Regions from separate parts of the Mus musculus genome. Here region 2 is linked to region 1. Evidence: chromatin loops called from intact Hi-C (ENCODE). Cell type or tissue: left cerebral cortex. All regions are shown on one strand. Links, peaks and the distances in the headings refer to the core of each region. The heading gives the core; the rest is flanking DNA. Region 1 overlaps Pot1b (protection of telomeres 1B). Region 2 overlaps St6gal2 (beta galactoside alpha 2,6 sialyltransferase 2).

Region 1 (5,391 bases), core at 173-5,172:
CAGGCATCTCCCAATGACTCAACAAAATCTCCGACACAAAGGGAAAGAGGAGTGGCATTCACTCTGTGTTCTCTAGACCTTTTAGGAATTGTGCGCATGTACAAGAAGAGTGATATAGACATGTAGGGAATGGGCACTGTTCAAATAGGAATGCCCCATGAATGTTACCATGTCCAAAGTGGAAGAGTCTGTTATGTCACTCAGCATGCTGTAGGTTGGCATCATTGTAAACAAACAGGTTAATGTCGAAGATTCTGGCCAAAAGGATCAATGTTGCAATGGAACACTTCAAGCACTTGAAGAGCTGAGACAGCTTCCTGAAGCAGGTGAAGGAGAACGTTCAGAAGAAAGAGGAAGCCAAGGAGACCAGGTCACCTGGGTTCAGCTGAAGTGCTAACCTGTGCTACCCAGAGAGGTACACTTCGTCAGGACTGATGGAAGGAGCCTGAGTTGCTAGAGTACAAGGCCTATGATTTCGTGGCCTAATGTACAGAAAAGAAATAAAGGGTCTCGATTGCAAAAGGAAAACAAAAACAATACATTGAGGAATCTGTTTTTTATGCATGTGATTAAACTCAGAGTGTCATTAAGATTTAGGTAATTTGTAAAACAATACCTGATTATATTTCATTTAATGCCACAGTACTGTTCTTCCAAGAATAAAGCTATGCTATGATTTCCGTCTAGACAAATATGTATCTTTGAAAGTATAAGTGATTATGTAAACTTGCAAGCCCGGTTGGTAACAGAATCACGATAAGCACTTTGGCCTTTTAATTCCAAGCCATGGTGTTTTTATTGCATGGTAGTTTATCCAACTCGTATGAATGACTAATTGTTAAAAATAAATGAAGCTAATAATGCTTTAGTTTACCTGTGACGGTGAGATTCATTGGGTTGAAGACGTGGCTATGTGTAAAGGACAAGGGATCGGGACTGGGAATAAGTGTAGGTCATCGTGCACGTTACACTTGGTTTGAGCCAGAGAGGTGGGTCACCAGGTGAAGACACCTGCTGCCAAGCCTGATGACCCGTGGAAAGTCCTTGTGACCAACATTGTAGGAGATTGTCCTTTCTCCTCTACACATGCACTATGGCGCGTATGCACCCACACAGATACAATCTCTGTGCTTATGGTATGTATTTACCTACCCATAAAATGTTAAAAACCTATTGAGTGAAATGTGTTAAGTCTGGAAAATGAATTATCTCCTTAATTTAGGAAAGTTAATCTGCATATAAGATAGTGTAAAATAGATTATTTGTGTTTCTGTGTGAGTGTTTTTCCTACATGTGTTTATAGGGTGCCCACAAAGTTCAGAACTAGAGTTACAAATGGCTTTAAGTTACCATGTGGATGCTGAGAAAGGAACTTTGGTTCTCTGCAGGAGAAGCAGGTGCTTTTAACCACTGAGTTATCTCTTCAGCCCCTAAACCAGTTTTCTTTTTGAGTAATTTATTAAATTAGAATTGTTGCAAATATACCTACATTGTCTGCTGATATTTTGTTACCAATCATTTTAGGCAAGAAATTCCATCTGAGGAAAATGTGGATAAAATTTTACAAGATGCTACAGCTACAGCCCCAGACTGCAAGCTGCAAGATACACCATTGTATGACTCAGAGGTCTGGACCACTGAAGGCCAAGGAGGACGGCAGGTTGCTGTCCATTTTGTAAAGAATGACGGCGTCCTTCCTCACTCAAGTGAATGTCTGGTTTTGATCGAAGGTAAGACACTTGGTATTGGGTACTTTAAATATTATTTCACATGTTTCTTTATTGTTAACTTACGTGTACCTACTGCTTATGAAGTAAATGTACTGTTAATTAAATTTCTCAAGACAGAATACTAGATTCAAATATATATGAGCACATACACCTATTTGAATTACATTTTCAAATTATTTATTAAACTCATGTTTGTTTATTTCAGTACTTTATTGAATTCCTGTGTAATAAAATCAACTCAGTGGATCTATTATGTTGACTAGTTGCTTATGTGAAGCTGTCGGTATTGTAGCCTCTGGGTTTCATTGTTGGGTCATAATACTGGGATGAACATTCTCAACTAAAGATACCTGAGTCAGAGAAAGGAGCCATGAAAAGGCGTGTTAACATGACAACTTTGAGATTGGAATTGTGCTGTTTATTCCTCTTCTTTTTGCATCTAATTATTATGTAACCTCATATTTTTTTTGTCATGTAAAGTTCAAATTTTCTTTGACATTTGAACTGTCTATTATGTGCATTTCTTTGTAGCGCTTGCTGTGTCCCCCATGTTACAGCCTGTATCTTGTCCTGATTCTCTGTGTGCTGCTAAAGAATTTCTTTTTTTTTTTTTTTCCTTTTTTACCAGGAGGCCGGCTCTGTGAAATCTCTAGACTGTCAAGCATGTTTCACAGTGTGATCCCTGTGCGGTCTGGCCCTGAGGACCTGGAGCTCGTAGATCTCGCAGCACCATTCCTCATACGAGGGAAGGTGTGTCACTATGGGTGTGTGTCCCTTTGGGGTATGGGGAAATTCAGCTGTGTCTGTTTTCCTTACCCTGCCTTGCTTGGCTGCTATTGCTTACCTTCCTCCCTGCTCAGTTGAGACTTAATTGTGCCAGTTTCTACTTACACAAAGTCCTCAAGCTATAATGATTGTGGCCCAGAATTTGATCTTTTCTAGTCTGTTGTTGAGGGGTGCAACAGTCACATGCTAGGGAGTGACAAACTAGAGCTCTCTGTGGATTACTGGATTATGAGGGTCAACAGCTGTGTATATACTAATCACTAAGTTACATGAATTGGTGTACCCTGTTTTAAGTTCTAGAGCATCTGTACTCAATTTTTCTTGTACATTTCTGGAGATCTAAATATTCTGGGTACAACATAAAAGGCTTAAAATGTTTTCTAAGTCACAAGCTAAATTTGTTTCTTCCACAGGAATTTAGGCTCTCATAGCAGACATTAGAGAGGTACAAATAAGTGAGCTCAGTGGCTGAGCCAGCGCCTTGCAGACTTCCTGCCACTGAAAGCTGACAGAGTGTGGAGTCCATGATTCTGCCATGGAAGGGCGAAGTCAAGCGCCCTGTAGTTCTGAGGAGACATTCACCTTGGAGACCCTGCGCTTTGAGACGCCTCACACCATAGCATCATCTCATTTTCACTCCCTCTCTTCCTTTAGTCTCTGTTCCACTCTTTGTTCCTGTATTTCCTTTAGACAGGAACAATTCTGGGTTAAAATTTTGGAGATGGGTTGGTGACCCCATCCCTCAACCAGGGGCCATGCCTAACCTCTGGATTATGGTCTCAAAAGGTTCTCCCTCCCCTTTGTGGGATATTTCAGCTAATGTCATCCTCGTGGGATCCTGGGAGGCTCTTGCTTTCCTGGCATCTGGGACTTTCTGGTTGCTACCCCCCAGTTCCCCATCCCCCATTGCTATATATCTCTGTTCAATTTCCTGACCCTCTGTACATCTCCTCCATCTCCTCCCATACCTGATTCTTCCTCTCTTTTTCCCCTCTTCCTCCCAAGTTCCTCTCACCTTCTACTTCTCCTGATTATATTGTTCCCCCTTCTAAGTAGGACTGAAGCATCCACTCATTGGTCTTCCTTCCTCTTGAGCTTCATGTGGTCCATGAGTTGTATCATAGGTATTCCACGCTCTTTGCCTAATGTTCACTTATCAGTGACTACTAACTGAATTTTATGTATTTAAATATTTACTACTTTTTTCTTATTCCTTTCAGATGTAAACAGTGCTCAAACTTGAAAACCATACAAAACTTAAGTATCATTCCTAATAAAAGACTATGGATTCCTTCCTCTGTGGCAGAAGGTAAGGTAGATTTTTTTATATCCTATAATTTTAATTCTGTCATCTCACTAATTTGTATTTCAGTATTTTTGAATACTTATGGCACAATTAGCTTAGCTTTTAACTGACATCTGTTAGCAACAATTGTAATAAAAAATAAGGGCTGACTATTTAAAATACTTGCTATCATTTCCAAGCATTTTAATTATAATCATATTTCAATACTTGACCACTTGTTTTCAATTTATTGATCACAAATACAGATCGTGAGAAAATCTTTATGGTCCATACTTAGTGTTAGAACAGTTGTTGAGATGGCTGTTGCTGTCCTCCCAAGTCTTTAGCTAGCACATAGGAATCTCTGTTGTACACATGATTGGTTACCTAGCCTTTGTTTTTAGCTTCTAGAAGGATACATTGTAAGGCATGTACTTAAAGCTTTTCCTATTAACTTTTAGATTATCCTTAATTGTGAAGCTAGGTCTTCCTACTTGTGTGGGCCTACTAGTAGTGTTCTGCCTACTAGATTTATATATTTTCTTTCCCATAAGAACAGCCACTCTTTGTAGATCTCACAATATTGTGCTTCCATTGAGTCTATATTTTCAAGCCAAGTTCTCTACCACCTTTTGTTACTTTCCCACACTTAGGATTATTATTATTATTATTATTATTATTATTATTGTTATTATTTTTGTCTCCCCAGTAAATGCCCATTTTGCTGACACTTTTTCAGAGTTTGCCCTTCAAAACCATTGACAGCTGTAGGTTTAGTTTGGACAACTCAAAATACATTGAGAATTCTTATTTCATGAAGCTGGATACTCAGCTCATTTCCTCTAGACTGAATTTTTGTTTTCTAAACATGTATATATGTGTTTCTCATGATATGTTTTTGTTTCATGGTACAACTATATCATACTTTTGGCCAGTAGGACCCCATGTTACTTTACATGAGTTTTTCCTGTTGAGATGGGCAATGCCATTTCATGTGCTCCATTGTTTTGAATTTCAGTCTCCTTAGGGTTGCTTCAGTATAACTCCTAAGACCTTCTGAAACAACAATTCTGCCTTTCTGCTTTTGCATACTACAATTGGTTCTATGCTCCAACATAGTGTTTTGACTTGCCCCCTTAATTAACCTTTGTAGTGGAATATGGGCAATGTATACAGAAGGTAATAGAATGTTCCATACATCTGTGCAGTGTTTTCAACTCCTGAGAAAAGGTGTTCTCCTTAACTGCAAATTCTCATGCGTTTGGTATCTCCAACTTATTTATTCTTCCTCATCCTAGCAAGTTAGGGAGCCCAGATTACATCATGGCTTTTCTCTCAACCAGGTTACATCTGTTAGTGATAATGATGATAATGTTAATAACAGTAATAAAGAATACTTTACTCATATGACAAAGGGGAATAAACTTAACAGTAGCAAACTTTGTATTGCTTTCAACAATATTCTATGATTTTCATTTTATTTTTAATATAAGTAACTTGCAATAAGTTACATCGTATTAATCATTTGTTGTAGTTTCTACCTAGTATTAGGATACAATTCTTTATGTCATGAGACTACTCTTACATAAA
Region 2 (5,391 bases), core at 80-5,079, 160 kb after region 1:
ATGTGGGGTGGAAGTATTTAATCACTATCTGGCAAAATATTGCCTGTTGGGACACATTTTGTTAATACAAGAAGCAGCCACCATATTAGCAATCATTGTGTGAGCATCTGCTAAGCTATTTAAACTTTGAAATACAAGAGTGACTAGCCAATAGCATATTCATATGTGTGCCATATTTTCTGAATATTTAACAGACTGATTCCCACAAGTCTTTAGGGCCATAATAAATTCAAAAAATTAATTACATTTCCTTTATGCTCTTCAGATTCCTTGTAACCCCGTGTAAAACTGAGAGAAACCTTTTAAAAATACATGTGCAAAAACAGAATGATATTTAACAACCTTTGATGTGTTTTGTGGAGCTTTCGAATTTGAATATTTACACTGACCTCAATAAGTTATTCTTTAATCAAGTTCTCAGGCCATCTAAGGGCATTGTCATGGATACTAATTATGCCTCTAAGTGAATCCTATTCCAGGCTATAAAAAGAAACTTACTGGTTATGATCATTTAAAATTGCAAAAGCTGGAAGATCTAGAAAGCTCCAAGGACCACTGGAGAAAATTCATACAACATGAACAATGCCTCCTCTAGAGTTACCGAGATGATTAGACATGTCAGCATGGTGACAAGGTTGAACTCTCATGAGATTACATGGTTGGACCAGGCTAAGCAGAAGATGATACTCTGTCACTCAGAATGGGATGCCAGCAGATTATCTCATAACTGAAAGCTCAAGTTCTCTCACTTCACTGCTGTAGCAAGCCACTGAGGACATCTGCAGTCCTGCTTGAGCTCTGCAGGGGGCAATACCCAAACAAAAACTGGTGGTCTCTGAAAACCTTGCTTCCTCAGGAAGTAATCAGTAGAGCATTCCAGAACAAACATAGTGAAACATTTTTTTCCCCCACAATACTTTGAAAGCCACACATTTTGCAAGGGGTAGGCTGGTACATTTAATTAAACTGATATCGTCATTTTCAAAAAGTTTTAACTTAATTGTTAAAAAACAATTTTGTGGTTCCATCACATTCTTAACATAAAACATGCCTGCAAAAACAAAGGTGGATTTCTAGCTGTTTATGCTTAAAACTGAACAACATTCAGAGCAAGGAGATCAAGTTTGTGATAGTTGAGAAAAGCCTACAAGAGCTTCCAATAGAAGTGACAGGGAAGTGTGCATCCCACGCAGCTCAGAGTGCATGCTTCCAAGCTATTCTTTATAGCTTGAAAGGAACAAGGGTGTCCCCGGGCTGACCTGCAAGGATGCTACTGCCCAGTAAGTCACTGGCTATCTGAGAGCTACAGAGTGATTGGAAAGCTAGGAATATAATGTTGAAAAGCCAGGTTAGGGACACCTGACCAGTCATAACCCTGCATACACCACCTGTACCACCTGTGTGTGCTACATGTTGTTGGCTAGGTAGAGTATGCTGCAGGCAGACAAAGGTGCTGTTCTTCACTGTTGGCAGATGTTTCGTTTGACTTCTTAGATTGTGTGGTAGGGATGGTTTGTACTTTTGTAAGTGTAGCTTGGTTCTCAGCTGTAACATTCAGAGAACACTGGGAAGCAAAACTGCGAAGCTGTTGTTGAAAATCCTGTGCCTGACAGTATATGTGAAGAAACGTCAAACACATCTGAGTGAGAAATCAGACATTCATCACAGATTCTAGGACGCATAATGAGAAATGGAGGTATACGTGACTGCTAGTTACAGGACCTCAACTTGGATATTTCTAGATGGAAACTGTATCATCAGTAGTATCATCCCAACTTGTGGCTGGAACCAACTGTGATAAAAAGTATCCCTGCTGTAGAGGTTAACATGTTTAGAGGTATCATGCCCATGAGTAAAAATCTGTTTTCTATACATCTTATTTTGGCTTCTTTCTTGTGTGGTTTTAAAGTTTCATTTCTATATTCATAGCAGTAATAGTTACCCAATGGCTTAGACTAGAAAGAATTCTCATGGGCACTAAGTTACAGTTAAAGACAATACATTGTCTAAATCTATCTTCAAGTATTTTGTGTGTGTGTGTGTGTGTGTGTGTGTGTGTGTGTGTGACTTTGAGGACAACAGTAGTACCTTATTGCACATCAGTTCCCAAGAGTTCCATTTTAAGAGTGTGTATTGTTGGGGCTGGTTACTGGACACCGAAGGGTCTGGAAGCCTGGCAAGACTACCTTGCCCTTGTGATGCAAGTCTGCCTGGGTGCCAGTGTTAAGGCGCTGCACCAGTAGCTTTTCATAGAGCAGTGGGTGGTAGGCCCCCAAGGTGCAGGCTGCGTCGTAGTACAGCTCATGGTAGTGGCAAAGCTCTGTCTGTCGAACAGATGGGATGTACTCATACACGTGCACCTCTTTACACATGGACATCATGATGAGGATTCCTGACAAGGAAGGAAATGAAAATACAGTAAGTAATTCCAAGTAAGGGTAGAATTTTTTGTTTTATTGGCTTTTATTTATTTACTTATTCATTTTGGTCCTAGAATAGTGGTGACTTACAGGAACGACTGTGGTGAGATACACATCCTTTACATTTGCAGTGTTACAGCTTCCATTATGAAGAGTGGCTAATGGTGAATGACTATATAAAGGTATAGTACTGCATGTATCCATTCACTTGTTCAGTTATTACTGGAGGCCTAAAACTGACCCACAAAGATAAAACTGAATATTGGGGGGACTTTGCTCCAATGTGTAACTTATAATGTCCACTTTGCTCTCTTGTGTTACAGTAGACTGTTATGGCACATAACAAATGGCACAAAAATCTGAATATCAAAGTTTATTAGAAACTGAATATAAACTATTCTTCAGATGGTTCTAAAACAGAACCCTATAGTAAAACAGCTCTACAGGAAGATTGAAATACCATGAATCCTATTAGATCACCATGGCCTAAGGTTGGTCTTCAAGGACAGCAAAAACTACAGAAAGCCCCCACACAAGTGGAAACTGAATAACTCTTTAATGATAACTTGGTAAGGGTAGAAATAAAGAAAGAAATTAAAGACTTCCTGAAATTTAATGAAAATGTTGACACATCATACCCAAACTAATGAGACACAACAAAAGCAGTGCTAAGAGGAAATTTCATAGCACTAAGTGCCTTGGTAAAGAAACTGGAGAGATCTTACACTGACAACTTAACAGCACACATGAGAGCTCTAGAACAAAAAAGAAGCAAACTCAACCAAGAGGAGCAGAAGGCAGGAAATAGTCAAACTCAGGGCTGAAATCAACCAAATAGAAACAAAGATAACAATACAAAGAATCAATAAAACCAGAAGCTGGTTCTTTGAGAGAATCAACAAGATATATAAAGCTCTAGCCAAACTAACTGAAGGACCCAGAGGCAGTATACAAATTAACAAAATCAGAAATGAAAAGGGAGACATAGCAACAGAAACAGGAAATTCAAAAAAATCATCAGATCCTACTACAAAAACCTATACTAAAAAAAAAAAAAAGACCTGGAAAATCTAGATGAAATGGATGATTTTCTAGACAGATACCATATACCAAAGTTAAATCAAGAGCAGGTAAACTATCTAAATAGGCCCATGTCCCATAAGGAAATAGAAGAAGTCATTAAAAATCTCCCAACCAAAAAAAGCCCAGGGGCAGATGGATTTATTGCAGAATTTTACCAGACTTTCGAAGAAGACCTGATACCAATTTTCCTCTCAAACTATTCCATAAAATAGAAACAAAAGGAACACTACATAACTCATTCTATGAAGCCATAATTACTCGGATACCTAAACTACACCAGGACCCAACCAAAAAAGAGAACTGTAGACTAATCTCACTTATGAATATAGATGCAGAAATACTCAATAAAATTCTTGCAAACCAAATCCAAGAACACATCAAGACCATCATTCACCACGATCAAGTAGGCTTCATCCCAGAGATGCAAGGTTAGTTTAATATATGAAAACTCATTGATGTAATCTACCATATAAACAAACTCAAAGAAAAAAAAAATGATCATCTCCTTAGACGCCAAAAAAGCCTTTGACAAAATAGAACACCCCTTCCTGTTAAAAGTATTGGAGAGATCAGGAGTTCAAGGCCCATATCTAGACATAATAAAAGCAATTTAATTAAACCAACAGTCAATATCAAATAAAATGGAGACATAATTGAAGCAATCCATTGAATTTGGGGACAAGACAAGAATGCCCACTCTCCCCATATCTATTCAATATAGTACTCGAAGTGCTAGCTAGAACAATAAGACAACCGAAAGAGATCAAGGGGATACAAGTTGGTAAAGAAGAAATAAGGGTGTGACTATTTGCAGAGAATATGATATACATAAGTGACCCCAAATATTCTACCAGAGAACTTCTCCAGCTGATAAACAACTTCAGCAAAGTGGCTGGATATAAAATTAACTCAATAAATCAGTAGCCTTCCTTTATACAACTGATAAACAGGCTGTGAAAGAAATTAGGGAAACAACTCCCTTCACAATAGCTACAAATATTATAAATTTTCTTGGGGTATAAATTATCTCTAACCAAACAAGTGAAAAATCTGTATGACAATAAGTCTCTCAAGAAAGAAATCGAAGATCTCAGAAAATGGAGAGATCTCCACACTCACGGATTGGTAGAAATAACATGGTAAAAATGGCCATCCTATGAAAGTCAATCTACAGAGTCAATGCAATCCTCATCAAAATCCCAACACAATTCTTCAAAGACATGGAAAGAGCAAGTTTCATATACGCCTGGAAAGGCAAAAACCCAAAATAGGGAAAAAAATCCTAACAATATAACAACAGCTGGGGGAATCACCATCCCTGACCTCAATGTTTACTACAGAGCAATAGTGTTAAAAACTGCATGGTACTCGCACAGAGAGACACGTTGATCAATGGAATAGACCTGAAAGCCCAGAAATAAAACCACTTACTTACGGATACTTGATCTTTGACAAAGACGCCAAAAATATACAATGGCAAACAAAAAGCATCTTCAATGAATGGTGCTGGTCTAACTGACTGTCTGTTATGTAGAAAAATGAAAATAGAGCCATATTTGTCACCTTGCACAAAGCTCAAGTTCAAGTGGATCAAGGACCTTAACATAAAACCAGATACACAGAATCTAATAGAAGAGAAAGTGGAGAAGAGCCTTGAACTTATTGGCAAGGGGAAATTTCCTAAACAGAACGCCAATGGCTCATGCTCTAAGATTAAGAATTGGTAAATGGGACCTCATGAAACTGAAAAGCTTCTGTAAGGCAAAGGACATACTCAATAAGACAAACTGGCAACCTACAGATTGGGGAAAAATCTTCACTAACCCCACATCTGATAAAGGGCTAATATCCAAAATATATAAAGAACTCAAGAAGCTTATCACCAGAA

What was found. Peaks named below come from ENCODE experiments on the same cell type or tissue, not always from the same donor. Only the 100,000 strongest peaks of a DNase experiment are listed, where the experiment ranks them.
Region 2: a loop joins it to region 1, with 2.1 times the contacts of the local background. A loop is called at or near these places in 1 of 42 quality-filtered maps.

What each region holds. Positions count from the first base shown.
Region 1 is chr17:55,662,751-55,668,141 of GRCm38, reverse strand. It overlaps Pot1b (protection of telomeres 1B), which reads left to right. Exons shown (of 17, transcript NM_028370.2): 12 at 1,525-1,730; 13 at 2,359-2,494; 14 at 3,737-3,825. Among named protein-coding and RNA genes, the nearest start is that of Gm22654, 3.8 kb to the right of the region's middle. In left cerebral cortex, for the core only: no CTCF peak of the experiment used is centred there; no DNase peak of the experiment used is centred there.
Region 2 is chr17:55,507,142-55,512,532 of GRCm38, reverse strand. St6gal2 (beta galactoside alpha 2,6 sialyltransferase 2) reads right to left here. Exons shown (of 6, transcript NM_001347403.1): 6 at 1-2,392. The coding sequence ends at 2,121. Among named protein-coding and RNA genes, the nearest start is that of St6gal2, 64 kb to the right of the region's middle. In left cerebral cortex, for the core only: no CTCF peak of the experiment used is centred there; a DNase peak (open chromatin) is centred at 2,295.